Linked DNA regions of Homo sapiens: region 2 is linked to region 1. The links are chromatin contacts, found by Hi-C or POLR2A ChIA-PET in ENCODE. All regions are on one chromosome and are shown on one strand. Each heading gives the region's core, a stretch centred on a gene start or an enhancer-like site at or near the end of the contact. The rest is flanking DNA. Distances are from core to core; before and after follow the strand shown. Region 1 has its middle 37 kb from the start of LINC03063. Region 2 overlaps PIRAT1 (PU.1 (SPI1) induced regulator of S100A8 and S100A9 alarmin transcription 1).

Region 1 (6,801 bases), core at 3,221-5,720:
GGTGCTGAGGCATGATATTCACAAACACTGGTTTTCTGTTGAGAGTATATACACCCACACCAAATTACCCTGAAATGTCTCCTATTTTCTTCCTAGGAAAATTCTAGGCTTTTAAGTTTAAAAAAATAAATGCCTATGATGCAATTATTACTTTCTAGAGTTAAGCACATTCTTACACACAGCAAGATTTGAGGACCACTATAATCTAGAACCTACTCTAAAATGAATCATTTCCCCTAAAATCAAGTGGAATTTTCCTCAACCAAAAACCTCAGTCTGCCTTTCCTAATTTTCTCCCAGCAATATTTTTTATTCAAAGTTGGTGGCTCATGCCTGTAATCCCAGCACTGTGGGAGGCCAAGACAGGTGGATTCCTTGAGCCCAGCAGTTCGAGACCAGCCTGGGCAACATGGTGAAACGCCGTCTCTACAAAAAATACAAAAATTACCTGGGCTTGGTGGTGTGCGCCTGTAATCCCAGCTACTCAGGAGGCTGAGATGGAAGGATCACCTGAGTTTGGAGGTGTCGAGGCTGCAGTGAGCAGTGCAATGATCACGCCACTACATTCAAGCCTGGAGACCCTATCTCAAAAAAAAAAAAAAAAAAAAAACCAGAGTTGAATAAATTCTCGCCTGCTTAATTATTCCCATTACCAATTATGGTGAAACTCAGTTTAAAAGATTTTACTTTCACTAGTCAGTAAAGTCCAGATATAAAATATCTCACCACTTTTTGAATATGGCCCTTATAGGAGTCAGATCGTGTCCCTGATTCATTGTGAGAGAGAATGCATCTCTCCCTAGAATATAAAAAGCTCCCAGAACAGGTGTGTTGGGTAAATAAGAGTTACCATGGCATCCTGCTCCTCTGTGGACTCCCCTCCTTACAGATTTAGTTGTAAATATCATTCTTGGCTAAGTTCCTCATTCGTATGACTCTGTGATTTGTCAAGTGTGAACTAATATGAACCCTCTTTTCGTACATTTAACGTGTTGACATTGGTCCTGATGTTAGAATAAAATGGCACACCTCCCCCAACCAGTTCACCTGGCAGATAACAGGCCCTCGATAAATATGTGTGGAATGAATGACCAGCGGGATACCACTGCTCTGGTATCTCACCACATAAACATTAGAGGTAGTTCTTAGAACAAACCAGATAAAAATAAAATAATGACCAGGTCAACCATTAGAATATAAAAAGCTCCCAGAACAGGCATGATGAGTAAATAAGAGTTACCATGGCATCCTGCTCCTCTGTGGCCTCCCAGAGGTTAGTAAAACCCCCATGGTTAATAAAGCTGCTGAGAATCTACTCCAAGAAGTCTCATGGGCTCTCTCATAACCCATAACAGATATGCCTTAAAGTCCTTCATTAATTCATAACTATTTATTGAGCACCTATTATGTGTCAGGCACTGTTCTAGCTGCTGGGGATGCAGAAGTTAACACAAAATTTCTGTCCTAGTGGAATCTATTTCAGTGAAAGATGATAGACAATAAACAAATAAACAGATCAATGAGAGAAATAAATATAGGGGTAACTATTATGAAGAAAATGAAATAGATGTGATAGAGAATGTATTGTTTAGGGTACACCTGAATTTCAGTAACAGAGAGATTGAAAATACGGTGCTTAAAGAAGATAAAAGTGTATTTTTTTTGCTCCTAAAGGTGACCTGTCCAGGGGTGGAAGGTGCTGCATCTACAGGGGTCCCCAAGGACCAAGGTGCTATCCGTCTCCCTGTTCATCTCCCAGAGTGGTATACTCATCCAGTGCACTCATCTGGAGCAATTCACATGCACCATGTCTACATTCCAGCCTGTGGGAAAGCAAGAAAGGATGACCAGGACACACGGTGCATCAATAAGAAGATGACTATAAGTGTTGTGTTTTCATTCCTCTCACTTCCCATTGGCCCAAACTTAGTCACGTGACCACAACAATTACAAGGCCATCTGGGAAGTGTAGTATCTATTTGAGCAGTTGAGTATCTGGCTACAAATTGGAGCATTCTGTTATTTTAAGAATAAAGGAATAAAAGACACACACTGTGGTCTTCTGCCGTAATTGTCCAGTTGTTCTCTGGACTAGAGGTGAAGATTTTTTAGCTGGGGGTTTTGTTAAAGTAGTCAGAAAGACCTCTGAGGAGGGACATTTGATACGAGATTGAAAGACACAAAGGATGCAGTCATGGAATATATGTGAAAATTAGAACATCAGCAACCATGAGTAAAGATGACAGTGGACCTGTGTATGTTTCAAACTAAAGTTTTAACTGTTTTTTTAATTTTTAAATTTATTATTTTATTTTCTTTTATTTCATTTTATTTATTTACCTTTAGATGGAGGTCTTGCTATATTGCTCAGGCTGGTCTCAAGCTCCTGAACTCAAACAATCTTCCCGCTTCAGTCTCCCAAATAGCTGGGACTATAGGTGCTTTCTGCCACACCCAGCTTTTGGTTTTGTTGTTTAGTCATTACAATATGTAATTATTTAAGATAATCTCAATAAAAGAGCACATCATGAGATATACAGATAAAACATACATTTTATCTATATCTATTTTTAACTGGTAAGATTGTCAATCCTGTTTCCATACCATATCTGGATGCTTTTGATACATTGGACACGTAGTCACAGGGAATAATTTACATAGATGATTGTTTGGTAGAAATGAAATTCTGGAAGCCTGATTTTTTTCCATTCATTTTTCCAATCATCTCAGATTTCCAAATGGAAAATCTTTGCAATCCCTCCCATAACCTAAGCTACCGTGCAGCCCCATGGACAGACTAACAGGGTGTAGAATGGAGAAATCTTTCTCTAAAGTAAACTAAGAGGAACTTCTAAGTTTTGGGCTCAGTTACCAGCCAGATGGATTGTATACAAGGCAAGAAGTGTTTTGACATTGATTATGAGGACAGAAAATGCCTCCTGGAAAGGTGGCTTGTCCTTGCCCCATTCTGGGCATTTGCAATGCACTTGATAGATTCAGGTCTAATTGAAACCATAAGAAACACCACCTGAGGCAGACCGATAGTCCATCTGGCCCACTGCTCAGGCTCAGACAGAAGCATCCAAAGACTCTGCGTGAGGAGGTCCAATGCCTCATCGGATTTCAGCCATGAGAAGGTAGAAACATACCCTGAAGAGCCCTTACTTTCCTCCGCCAAAATAAGGGATTGTGAGTGAGGCAGTGCTGCTGTCCTCTCCCAAATCTCCCACTTCCTCTCAGGGGAGCTGCCATCTGCTTCCAAGTCCATGAGTGTTCATTTATTAAACAACAGACCTAGCTCCTGACAATGCTTGCCGGGAATGTATACTTCACAATAATAAGCCTTAGACACTGGGGACAAAAATGATCAGAAGCACCATTTTCCCAGGGAATTTATCCACTTGGCAAACCCTGGGCTTGTGAAGACATGGCCTGCCTTCTCCTTCAGTGAAATAAGATAATTGTTTCTGAAGAGTAAAGTTTTATATTTTAGAGTGTTGAGGTCATATCCCCTTCTTTCTATGGGCTCCCCAGGTAAGGAGTTTCATTAAATATTTTCTTTGCTGTGAAATTGCCCTCACAACAGCATCTATCCCTTGGGCTAACCAAAAACTTTAAGGCACAATCTAACCACAAGATTTTCAGTGAAAACCTTTATTTAAATCGTGTGTGTGCATGTGTATGTGTGTGTGTGCATAAACATAGCATGAGTATGTGGCATATGAAAGCTGAAAAATCTCTGATGCTGTCCACATCTCCATCTTTCCACCTGTCCCCCACCTGGCTGGCATGGGCTAGAGGGGCGGGTAGTGTTCTGGTGGCAGCCTCCTGAGACCTAAATGGCCTTTGTTACATACTTCAGAGCTGCTTAACACCCCTGACATGTTCTTAGCTATGAGCTCAGCTCCTGGATTCTTCCAAAATCTGTAGCTCACACTTTTCTTACCTTTCAAATCCTCAAACTATAAAACCTGAAATATAAAGTGCATATAGAGGAGAAGAATGCAGATTGAAACCTTGAGTGCTTGGGAGCTTCCAAGAGTACTTTGCACTCACTAACTAGAGGATGTAAAAGTACCTGTACCCACAGCACACCAGTTGCACAAAGGCATAGAAGTGTTCTTTGATCTAAAAGGATCGGGGAAGCTCTCAGTCACCACGTGCTACCACTTCCCTAGCTGGACAATGCTTTGGAAAACAACTGGATGCATGATTGCATCTTAATTCTAACCCTCCTCCATTTGAAAAATGAGGATACTGGGGCCCAGAGGGATTTGGGGACTTGCCTCAGGTCACAAAGTCAGGGAAGGGCAAGCAGTAACTGGAAGCAGGAATCCAATGTCCTTTTCATTCCACCAGTGTTTGTTGGAAAGAGTATATTTCTGCTTGTGAGGCAATCTTCAGTCTGCAGAGCCGTAGTGTAACGTTTTGGCATGGAGTAGCAGTGTCGTAATCTTCCTCTAACACTTCCCCAGTCCTAAAAACCATATAAGGAATTTGAATCTCTATCATGGTTCCCAATTAGCTTTGACAAACTTGATGTCTTGCCAGCCAGTAAACTACATCACACCCACTGATTCCAACAGGGCAAATCATTCTATTAAACACTGAGACTTAATATCTCAGCTAAAAACAACCATCTGTTCACACTTAATTACCATCTTCCCCAAACATATTTATTTGACAATCTTAAAGAAAACTCCAGTTGCAGAGAGGACTGAGGATTTGAAGGTTTAGCATTTCTGCTTAAGAGCTGTCAGTTAAACTTAAAATTATCTCAGTCCTGGTTCAAGTCCTACTGGAAATAGAAACACACATTTTTCAGATGGTTCCAAAAACATTCTTGCATTTATTTTCTAAAAAGAAAACTTTAAGAACAAATCATGAAAAAAATAAAATAAAATGAGCTGCCTTGCTTTTTCTTTCCCTTTTTTTTTCTTTCTTTCTAGCTTTCTTAAACATACTTGTTCTCGAAAGAAAAAAATTGGAAGGAAAATACTCAGATGCCAGGTGTACCTTTATTAATTGGCTTAACATGCTAGTCAAGAAACCAGCTAGCTACACTAACCACCATCATCATCTCTCTGTGCCTCTCAAAGGAGACTGCTGGGTTTCAATCACTGTACATAAGCAGTTTTTTATTCTCGTGTCACCTCTGTAGAGATCTAATTTACATGTGATCACTTAAAGCCTCTTTTGAATGTTTTAAATAGTCAGAATCTCAATAGCTATCAACTTTTCAGAAGGGGCTTTAGCTTTAATTGTATTGTACATCAGGTATTCTTATAATGTTAAACAGTCAAGAAATTTATAGTAAAGAAAGGAATTCTTTGTCAAGCAAATAAAAAAAAAGCTGATAGCCACAACATTCATAACCAAGACTTTTTTTTTTTTTTTGGCTTAACTATTAGCCACCCCACAAGGCAAAATATCCCTATCCCTAAATTTCGAAAATATTCTATTTGGGGAGTTATTTTTTTGGAGTAAAGAAGAATGAGTTGGACCACCTCTGGCCATCTGTGTGTTTTTTCATTTTTGTAGCCTTTGCTGACTGCAATGCACTCTGGTATCTTGGACTCTCTTGGGGAAAAATAAGCAATTAAGAAGCTTTCCAGAGACCAACAGTTGTATAGGAACGACTTGCAAACAACATTTCATCACTCAGGGAATAAACATCATTGCTTATGATGTACCAATTTCTCTGCTAATATCTGGGAATACAACCATAAGCCGGATAAACAAGTTTGTTGTCTTCCTGGAGCTTCCAGTCTAGAGAGAGAGAGACTAAGAATGCTGCTTAAATAACAACATACATAGAAGAAAAATGATCTGTCAAAAAAAATCTGGCTTTTTAAAAGTAATTTTCAAAAAACGGTGAATATACTGTTTCAATATTTTAAATACTGACCTATAAAAAAAGGAATTAGCATCTATTTCATTGCTACTATATGCAAAGGGCTTTCCATATATTTTTATTTAATTTTCACAGAGATCTTTGTAAGTAGATATTAAGAACACTGAGGCTCAAAAGTTGAAGTCTCCAAAACGAAAACATGGCCTGTAAGGGATAAAGCCCAGTAATACCATCCACATTCATCTGATTCAAAAGTCCATGCATTTTCCCCTACACTTCCTGATTTCCTTGACTAGGCTTTGGCACCTTAGCCGAAACGCTCACATTTCTTCAGACTTCTCTTTCAACAGTGTACAAGGAGGCACACAAGGTTCTCTAGCTGATATCTTTATCTCTGATTCGAATAATTATCTGAAAGTCCAAAAACTTCATTTAACCTTAAGTAAAATCTTCAGACAACCCCACCCCCATCTCCAGTAGCAACACAGTCTGATGTTTCATAATTCCTCAAGCATGCTAGCACTGAATGAACTTCAACTTGCTTAGCAAATTTTCATTGCAGACGAAGTTTCTGTGCTAATCTGGAATTGATACCTTATAAGAATACAGCCCAAATTGGGAAGTTGAAGAGTTTATATATCTCAAAATTCCTTAGTCATAAAATAATGAACTAGCAACAAAAACGTCTACCTTCCTAAAGCATATTACAATCTGACTGCACAAGTCTTTTGTTCTAAACACTTATAAAGGGAAGTGGATGGTCCTACTGGAATCCTACTAGACATATAAATGAAGAATTTTATATTACATTTTGTAAAAAGTTTATTCTCCCTCAATATTTAAGGGAATTAGCTGGCAACATTGGCCAATAAGCAACCCACATTTACCTACAGAATCATTTTTAAATATTTTACTTTTTTAAAAAAGTACACATTTTGCTTCCAGTA
Region 2 (7,947 bases), core at 4,796-7,295, 310 kb before region 1:
AAAGAAGCAATGGTGTGTTTTCTGTATATTTCTGTTATGTTTCAAAAGTAAAATAAAAAATTAAAATCCCCTACTTACATATTTCTATCTATCTAAAGAAGCATGGCTTCCAAATGTTGCCTATATCATAGATCTTTTCCAAAAAATTAAGTCGTAGACTTGAGTAAATTCTAAAGATAGTTTTCCTACTTCACAGAAGAATTGGTTTCAATCAAAAGGGCCTGAGATACGTTCTTAGAAAGAAAAAAAAAATGAAATAAGGAGAAGCAGAACCTGGCATTAGCTCCCTAGAGAATTATTCTCTGGTCAAAGTTTGTGAGTCTCAAAAATTTGAAAGATATCCTTCCATAGGAAGGTTTTCTGTCTGAAAACCAAGAACTGTTACCAAAAAATTATTGAAATTCTCCACAAGCAAGTGAATCATCTATTTAAAAGGCAGCTAAAGGCTCAGGAGACTTTGCAAATGTAAATGAATGAGCAGAAAAGAATGCTGAGCCTTTAGTTCACGTATGTTATTTCCCTGACTAGATACTTCTCTGGGGGTAGAGGGAAGGACCTTTGTAGGATAGTAAAAAGTTTGTAAACACATGAAATTAATGAGATATTCCTAGGGGACATGTAAGGAAGAATTTTTGTGTGGAAAAAGGGAAGAGGGGCTGTTAAAATGATGGATGCCGGGAAACATGTTTAAAAACCTATAAGGAATAAAAAAGGTACAAATAAAGAGAACAGTACTATACTGGGAGATTAAACACAGCAACAAAAAAACCTCTATTTAGGAAGGGAGCTTTCCAAGGAGAAAGTCTGTAATTCTATCATTTGGCAAAGGTTGGAGCCCCTCTTTGGGGTTGCCAGGAAAGATGCTTAAATTACAATTTTTATAGTTTCCTTCAATGGAACTTCAGGAAATTGGCCAAATATGTATGACTGAATATGGATCCAAATCTGACAGGCTGAGTTGTGCACTATATTAAGATTTGAATCCTCAGTTTGGCTCCTTCCTTAGGCTCTTGGGCCATTGTTCATCCAGGGAAGATTTATTGAGCCTGACTCTGAGCCAGGCAGTGTGCAAGGTGTCCAGAGGTCCTAATTCATTTCTCTAGGCCATCATTCTCCTTGGCAATTAGTTCACAACTCTTCTCTGTCCTCAACCTCCCAGTCTTTCATTCATCCACCTCTCTCTCAGCTGATGAGCTTTCTGTTCAATTCACTGAGAAATAGAAGTTAACAGAAGAACACTTTCACAGGTCTACCAACTATATCTTCACTTCCCTAATTGGCCTGCCCCCTAGTTAAAATGAATTAACTGGGCTTTTGCCTGGTGCCAACCTCTCCACAGGGTCAGTGGATCCCTTCTCTCATCAACTCAGATATGTCTCCAGCCAGTTCTCTCTCTCTCTTTAAACACCATCTCTCCACTAAGAATTTTCCAATTCAGGAATCCAAACTGATCTTTCTCTTGAACTCCAGACTTCATTCAGTTGCCCACTTCACTTCTCCACTTTAATGTCTAATATAAATGTCAAACCTTACATTTCCAACCTGGTGTGGTGGCTTACGCCTGTAATCCCAGCACTTTGGGAAGCTGAGGCAGGAGAATTGCTTGAGCCCTGGCATTTGAGACCAGCCTGGGCAACATGGCAAAACCATATCTCTAAAAAAAAAAAAAAATTATTCAGGTGTGGTGGCGCACTCCTGTAGTCCCAGGTATTTGGGAGGCTGAGGTGGAAGGAATTACCTGAGCCTGGGAGGCAGAGTTTGCAGTGAGCAGTGTTCACACCACTACACTCCAGCCTGGGCAATAGAGTGAAACCCTGTCTCAAGCAAACAAAGAAACAACCCAAAAAACAAAAACAAAACTTACATTTCCAAATACCAACTCTCATCTCATTCTTACCCCCACACTCAGTCTGCCTCTCCTTCTGCCCTCCCCACCTCATTTAGCAGAGGCTCCTTTCTATTCATTGCTTAGGTCAAAAATCTTGGAGTCATTTTGGATTTCCTCCCACCTTTCAATCCACTTCCAGTTTGTTGGCAAATTCTATTGGGTTTACATTCTAAATATATCCTAAATATGATCACTCCTTACCACTTCTGGTATATTCACCCAGTCAAAATTGCCATTATCCTTTGCCTGAATTTCTAACTGGTCCGCCCTGCACACTCACTCCCCTACCACTTATTCTCCATAGAAGCCATCCTTTTAAAATGTAAATCAGATCACTTGCCTCTTTTGCTCTTACCTGCCATGACTTGAATCTAATTTATGTAAAATATTAAGTCTTTACCAAGGTTCTGCATTTCCTGGCATACAATGGGGATGTTGAGTCTCTGACCTCCTCGCCTTCCACTCTTCCCTCACTCCAGCAGAGCCATGATGGCCTGAGTAAACTGTGCCTTTGCCTTTGCCTGCTATGTTCTCACTGCCTGAATGTTCTTTCCAAGATACCTGCATTGCTGACTCTCCTCCTTCTTTAAGTCTTTACTTAAATGTCACTCCCTCCAAGACACCATCACAGACCACCCCGTATAAGATGCACCCACTCCCTGTGACTATCACTCACCTTCCTGTATTCTCATACCCTGAGGACACAAAGGTTTCTATGAATTTCAAGATAGTGTTTACGCTCAATTATTTGAAAATGTAAAAACAATTCAAGAGTCATTGATTTGGGACTCTGATAATTCCAGGTGTGGTTAAAATGATGTACATTTTTCACATCATTTACTTTTCTGCCCCCTAAGTAAGCGCAAACAAGATGCAAGGGGCTATTGTATGTGGTGAAAAAAAAAAAAAAACTGGACTGAGATGTAAATGAGCTGGATTCTAGTCTAAGTCCACCACCCAAGACTGTGCCCACGGGCCTGTGGGCTCACCTCCCTGGGGTGAGCTCACCCTCCTTCCCAGTTCCTACCTCGTAAAATGGGAATGTTCAATGGGTCTGCCATTGGGAAATCAACCTAATGAGGAATTGTAGGTGGTTACAATTAACTCTGTTCCATTCCATCCAATAAATATACGTCAAACATTTACCATGTCCAAGGCACTATGTTAATGGTAACATGAAATAAAAGGTACTTCTTGCCCATAGTCCAAAGACAGTAGAGGAGAAAAGACCTTACATCATAGAATTAAAATAACTACATTTTAAAAAATGATGTAATATAGTTTTACACCCTACCCTCATCTTTAGATGAAGAAGCTGAGCTGAGGTTCAGAGAAGTGAAGGGGCTGATTAAAGAATAAACAATTAATAATAGCAGTGGAGTCAGGGCTCTCCAAAGAGGCTAACGAGTTTGATTACTCTAAAGATAGAATTCAATTCATTCCCTAACATTTGCAACTTTAAAAAAAATCAGAGTATAGATTCTAATCAGTATAGAAACTGGATTCTTTTTTATTTTGTTAACCTTTTAGAAGCTGTATGAGAGGGCTCATTGGGAGATGATCCTCGTATTTTTGTAGCTTGATCATCTGTCTATACCAATATGCAAAAGGAGTCAGGATTTAAACACCTAAAGATGAATAGCCTGTTCACCTGTGTACACAATCCAGTGTTTGGACAGGATGATCTGTTATTAATTTAAATCAATAACTGAAAAACAATGCCCATCACCACTCCACCCATCCCATAAGAAAGAAAGAGAGCTGGGATCATAAAACTCACAAAGCATACCTGAAACACTCCATAGAAAACAGTCATAGTTAATGCCTGGGTCAACACAATCCACCTTTGGTTTAATTTACTAAAACACTATGAGAGAGAAGGCCACGGGGGCCTTGACACACCCATCGTAACTATGAACTAATGTCTCCCAGATGATCAGGGAATCCTTTCCTGAGGAATTCAGTTCCCTGAACTTGACCTTGTTCAGTGACTTTAGAGTAAAGAAGAAAATGACTGCCAGATTAAAAGAGAAATATTTTACTCTTTGGCCAGATTCTGATCAGCTGAGAAATAAGATAATGATGCCTGTCAAATGAGCAACCCTCAGCCTTCCCTCCGTCTACAGCTACAGGGAATGGGAAGTAGCCATGAGAAGCCCTGGGGCTGCTGGATACTCTGCAAGGCCATCCTCCTGTAACTAAGGTCACTGTATTGCACTGTCAAATCCAAACGTATCTTAGCTGGAAAGACCTGCCCATCACCTATCAACCCCTTCACTTCATAAACGTGTCTTCAAGGTTCACAAAGACTGGCCCCAGCATCATCGCATGGACCCTTGTGACGCTCTGGAAGGTAGGGCAGGCGTCAGTATTTCTATTTCAGGTGAGACAGTGAACTCAGACCCTATTCAGTGATTCACCCAAGGTCACAGACAGCTTGTCTGTCAGGGAGAAGGAGCCTGAACCCTGGTTGTATCCTCTGAGTTTGGTATCTGACCATTGCCAATCTTACCAAGCAGGACATGAAACTCTTCAAGGCGAGGTAGCTTCTCGTGGTTACCTAGGGGATGAGTACCAGGGTTGAGACTTGAGAGTGCAGAACACTGATTATTTAGCAGTGCCAAGGTGAGCAGCCTTGCTCAAGGCACGGATGGACAAATGTTGCCCAGGACAGCATCCTGCTTTCTTCCTTCCTGTCCCTGAACGTCCCAGGGATTTAACCATCTCCCTTTTCCCATTACTCCCACCTATTTTCCAACTTGGATTCCACTGAAGGAGATGCCACAAAACCTTTCTTCTCCTCACTTTCATCCTGGGAATCAGGATCAGCCTTTCAGTTTGTTTTTGTTTGTTTGTTTGTTTTTAGTTTGTTTGTTTGTTTTTGAGGCGGAGTCTCCCTCCTTCCCCCAGGCTGGAGCGCAGTGGCGCGATTTCAGCTCACTGCAAGCTCCGCCTCCCGGGTTCACGCCATTCTCCTGCCTCAGCCTCCCAAGTAGCTGGGACTACAGGCACCTGCCACCACGCCCGGCTAAATTTTTTTTGTATTTTTAGTAGAGATGGGGTTTCACCATGTTAGCCAGTATGGCCTCGATCTCCTGACCTCGTGATCTGCCCGTCTCGGCCTCCCAAAGTGCTGGGATTACAGGCGTGAGCCACTGCGTGCAGCCAGCCTTTCAGTTTTATGGGTTTATTACTGTTGTTTTGTTTTCAAATTTAATAACCGTGGGGAGAAAAAAGTTAAAGAGGTACCAATGCTTCCAGTTACTAGATAATTTAGAAATTGTGATAATCATTTTCTAATACGGTAACTCTTACTTAATTGCTTAGCAGAGGACCTTATCTACTAATTGCTGATTTGATGGTAGACATCCTTATCATTATTATAAATACTCTTGGCCACCCAGCTAATTAGAAGCAGAACCAATACTTGAACCTAGGCCTTCAGATTCCTTGCCCAGTGCTGCAGTAGGGCTGCCTCACAGGGTTGGGATGCTTGAATTAAGCAGCATAGATAAGAGAGGCTATGAACTTAGGGAAGGGGGCTGTGGGGCTAACGAAAGTGAGGCCAATTACAGTTTATCAGTTATTCAGGCAGGGTCATCTAGGGCCAGTTCCTGCAAGGGTGCTGGGAAACGCAGGTCTAAGAGTCAATGTATAGATTGCTTGGCTCGTTGACAGGACTAAGAAAGCTAAAGCATTTACCAACTGGAGAAGAAGATTGATGAGAGATAGGGACAGAAACCAGTTTTGCTGCCTGCTTTTCCAGTAGGGTAACAACTTTATTCCTTTGGGTGCAAAGGAAAATAAGGAGATGATGAGAGAGGAAGATTTTGGGAAACCAGAAAGAATTGGAGGCCTTAGCTTTGGACTGCTTCTAGACTAACTGTATCCATCTTCTAGACTGGCCAAAAAATCACTTGACTCCCCCTCCTCCCCCAGCTATCCTCTCCTCCCTGGTGCCCAAGCGCTACCTCTCGCCCATGTGCTTATTCCCGTCTCTGTCCTAGACCACTGCAAAGCCTAGTGAATCTGTGTCTCCTCAGCTCCTCCCCAACAAGCCTTTTCCAAGACTCTCCTCTCAGGGGAACACCCACCCTCCCCCAGGCTGGCCATGTGGAGTCTGTCTTGTTCCCCCCATCTCGTTACACTTGTGTATTTGGTCGTTGACGCAGGGGCTGACCCCACATGTTACATCACCCTGTGCAGAGCACATTCAGCAGGCGAATGACTTACAGCACATGCTCTGTCTTCTGTTCTTTCTATTAGGGGCGTGATTTAGAAGATGAATGTTTATAACATGACCTAAGGAATTTCATCCTTCTCTGGAAAACTGTGTAGGAGAGAATCCTGATGGACAAAGAATAATGTGTTCTGGGTTTCAGCCAACTATTTGGAGTTGTTTGAAAAAGCCTTGGTGCTCAACTTCTGCTGTTTATTGCAAACTCATCACCTCCTGATAGTCCCTAGCTGGCTCAGAAGGGAGTGGTGACAAATGAGCATCTCCTTTGTTTTCATGCAGAAACCACTTTGCAGTGATGATGTGTTAATTCTTTATTAAGTGACTTCCTGGCCAAACACCTTGAAAGGCCATGTAACTCTCCTCTCCTGCATTGCATTTGTGGGGGAAAGGAGAAGGTATGGAGCATGAAAGGCAAATCAGATCTATGTACTGGGGTTACCCAGGCAGAAAAGCAGTTCCTTGTGAATGGAAAACAGCTCAGCAGTGTCTGTCCCCTGCCAGGTCCTTGGGAGGTGGTTTGCCATAGTGGAACACCAGATTTGCTGTTGATCTTGGTTAAATCACATAAGGAAGTGATATAACCTCTTTGAACCTCAGTGTCTTCTGCGAAAAGAACCCTGCGAAGCTATCACAGAGATTAAATTAGTTAAATTATGTGTAAAAAGGATAATTTTAAAATACTTCCTGCTGTGTTTTTCTCTGATGATTTCTTGCTACCATTATGACCTTAGAGCAGGAAAAAAGTAAATGCTGCCTCAGGAAGGAAAAGGGAGTTATGTAGACAGGAAGAAGAATTGAAACTCCAGAAAGGATTCTAAGAAGTAAAATACCATTAAAGGAATCTAAAGCAGAGAGGTTTCCCTGAGAAGAGACAGTAAAGATGTTAAGTCTCTGAAGAATTCCTGCATTGACATCTCTTAGGTAGTAATTGGCAAAGGCAAGGTAGTAGCATAATGATCTGGGATAGGGCATATATTTTCTTCAAAAATGAGGTTAATGTGGCAATTCCTAGGTTTCCTGGGGCCTAGACAAGATTCTACCATCCCCAGGGACAGCTGCTCCATGGAGATAAAGAGCCCCCGACAACGGCCTGAAGTAGACCCTATCTAGGTATTGGGGATGGAGAAGGTCATGCTTCTGTAGTACCAGGAAGCTCTGCGGTGGCTGTCTAGCTAGTTGTCCAAAGACCAGTGAACATTCTGCATGATAGAGCCAGCAATTAGATGCCACCAACACCCAGACAGACCATTTGAAGTGACCGGCAGCTGGAGCCAGCAAAGAGCAGACCATGAGTTTTACTGGCCATGAAATTTGGCCACGTATTTTAGACAGGTGTCCAGGGTACAGACCTTGCGGACCATATTGGGTCAGAAACCCAGCTGGTAAACTCTGTTCCCTGTCACTGTGAGGATACATGAGTTTCTCTCTTCAGCCAGATGTCATCTTGGTTGGGAGGAGAATCTAAATGATTAAACATTTTCCCAAAGATACTCAGGTTACCCTAAAAAATCATTTTAAACTTCAAGACACTGTTTTGAATCCAAAGACCTTTGCAATAAAAGATTTCCCTTCCCCATTCCTCGCACAATCCTCTGGCACAGTAGGATGGTTACTCATGAGAATTAGTTGCAGGGATTAGTTGCAGAGAAATAAAAAGGCCCAACTAGCTTGTAGGTCATTGTATTTTAACTCAACTCTGTAACTAACAGCACCACAGGCCAGGCGCAGTGGCTCATGCCTGTACTCCCAGCACTTTGGGAGGCCGAGATGGGCAGATCATGGGGTCAGGAGATGTAGACCATCCTGGCTAACATGGTGA

The links. A loop is a pair of places that touch in the nucleus more often than their neighbours do. ChIA-PET counts read pairs that join two places held with the same protein, here RNA polymerase II (POLR2A). Pooled maps may share reads with other maps.
Region 2: a map of right cardiac atrium shows a loop between it and region 1 (2.4-fold over the local background). The contact joins two enhancer-like sites. A Hi-C loop is called at or near these places in 10 of 168 maps with a recorded cell type or tissue (CD14-positive monocyte, Caco-2, HCT116 and 6 more), 4 of 37 single-sample maps with no recorded cell type and 16 of 50 pooled maps. POLR2A ChIA-PET finds 5 or more read pairs at or near these places in 1 of 52 experiments (Panc1).

What each region holds. Positions count from the first base shown.
Region 1 is chr2:37,521,645-37,528,445 of GRCh38, reverse strand. No RefSeq gene overlaps it. Among named protein-coding and RNA genes, the nearest start is that of LINC03063, 37 kb to the left of the region's middle. Within about 2 kb of position 4,470, at least 10 of the 41 ENCODE cell types and tissues checked have a DNase peak (open chromatin) inside an H3K27ac peak, as active enhancers do.
Region 2 is chr2:37,836,254-37,844,200 of GRCh38, reverse strand. All of the region lies in intron 2 of PIRAT1 (PU.1 (SPI1) induced regulator of S100A8 and S100A9 alarmin transcription 1), which reads left to right. Among named protein-coding and RNA genes, the nearest start is that of PIRAT1, 36 kb to the left of the region's middle. Within about 2 kb of position 6,045, at least 3 of the 41 ENCODE cell types and tissues checked have a DNase peak (open chromatin) inside an H3K27ac peak, as active enhancers do.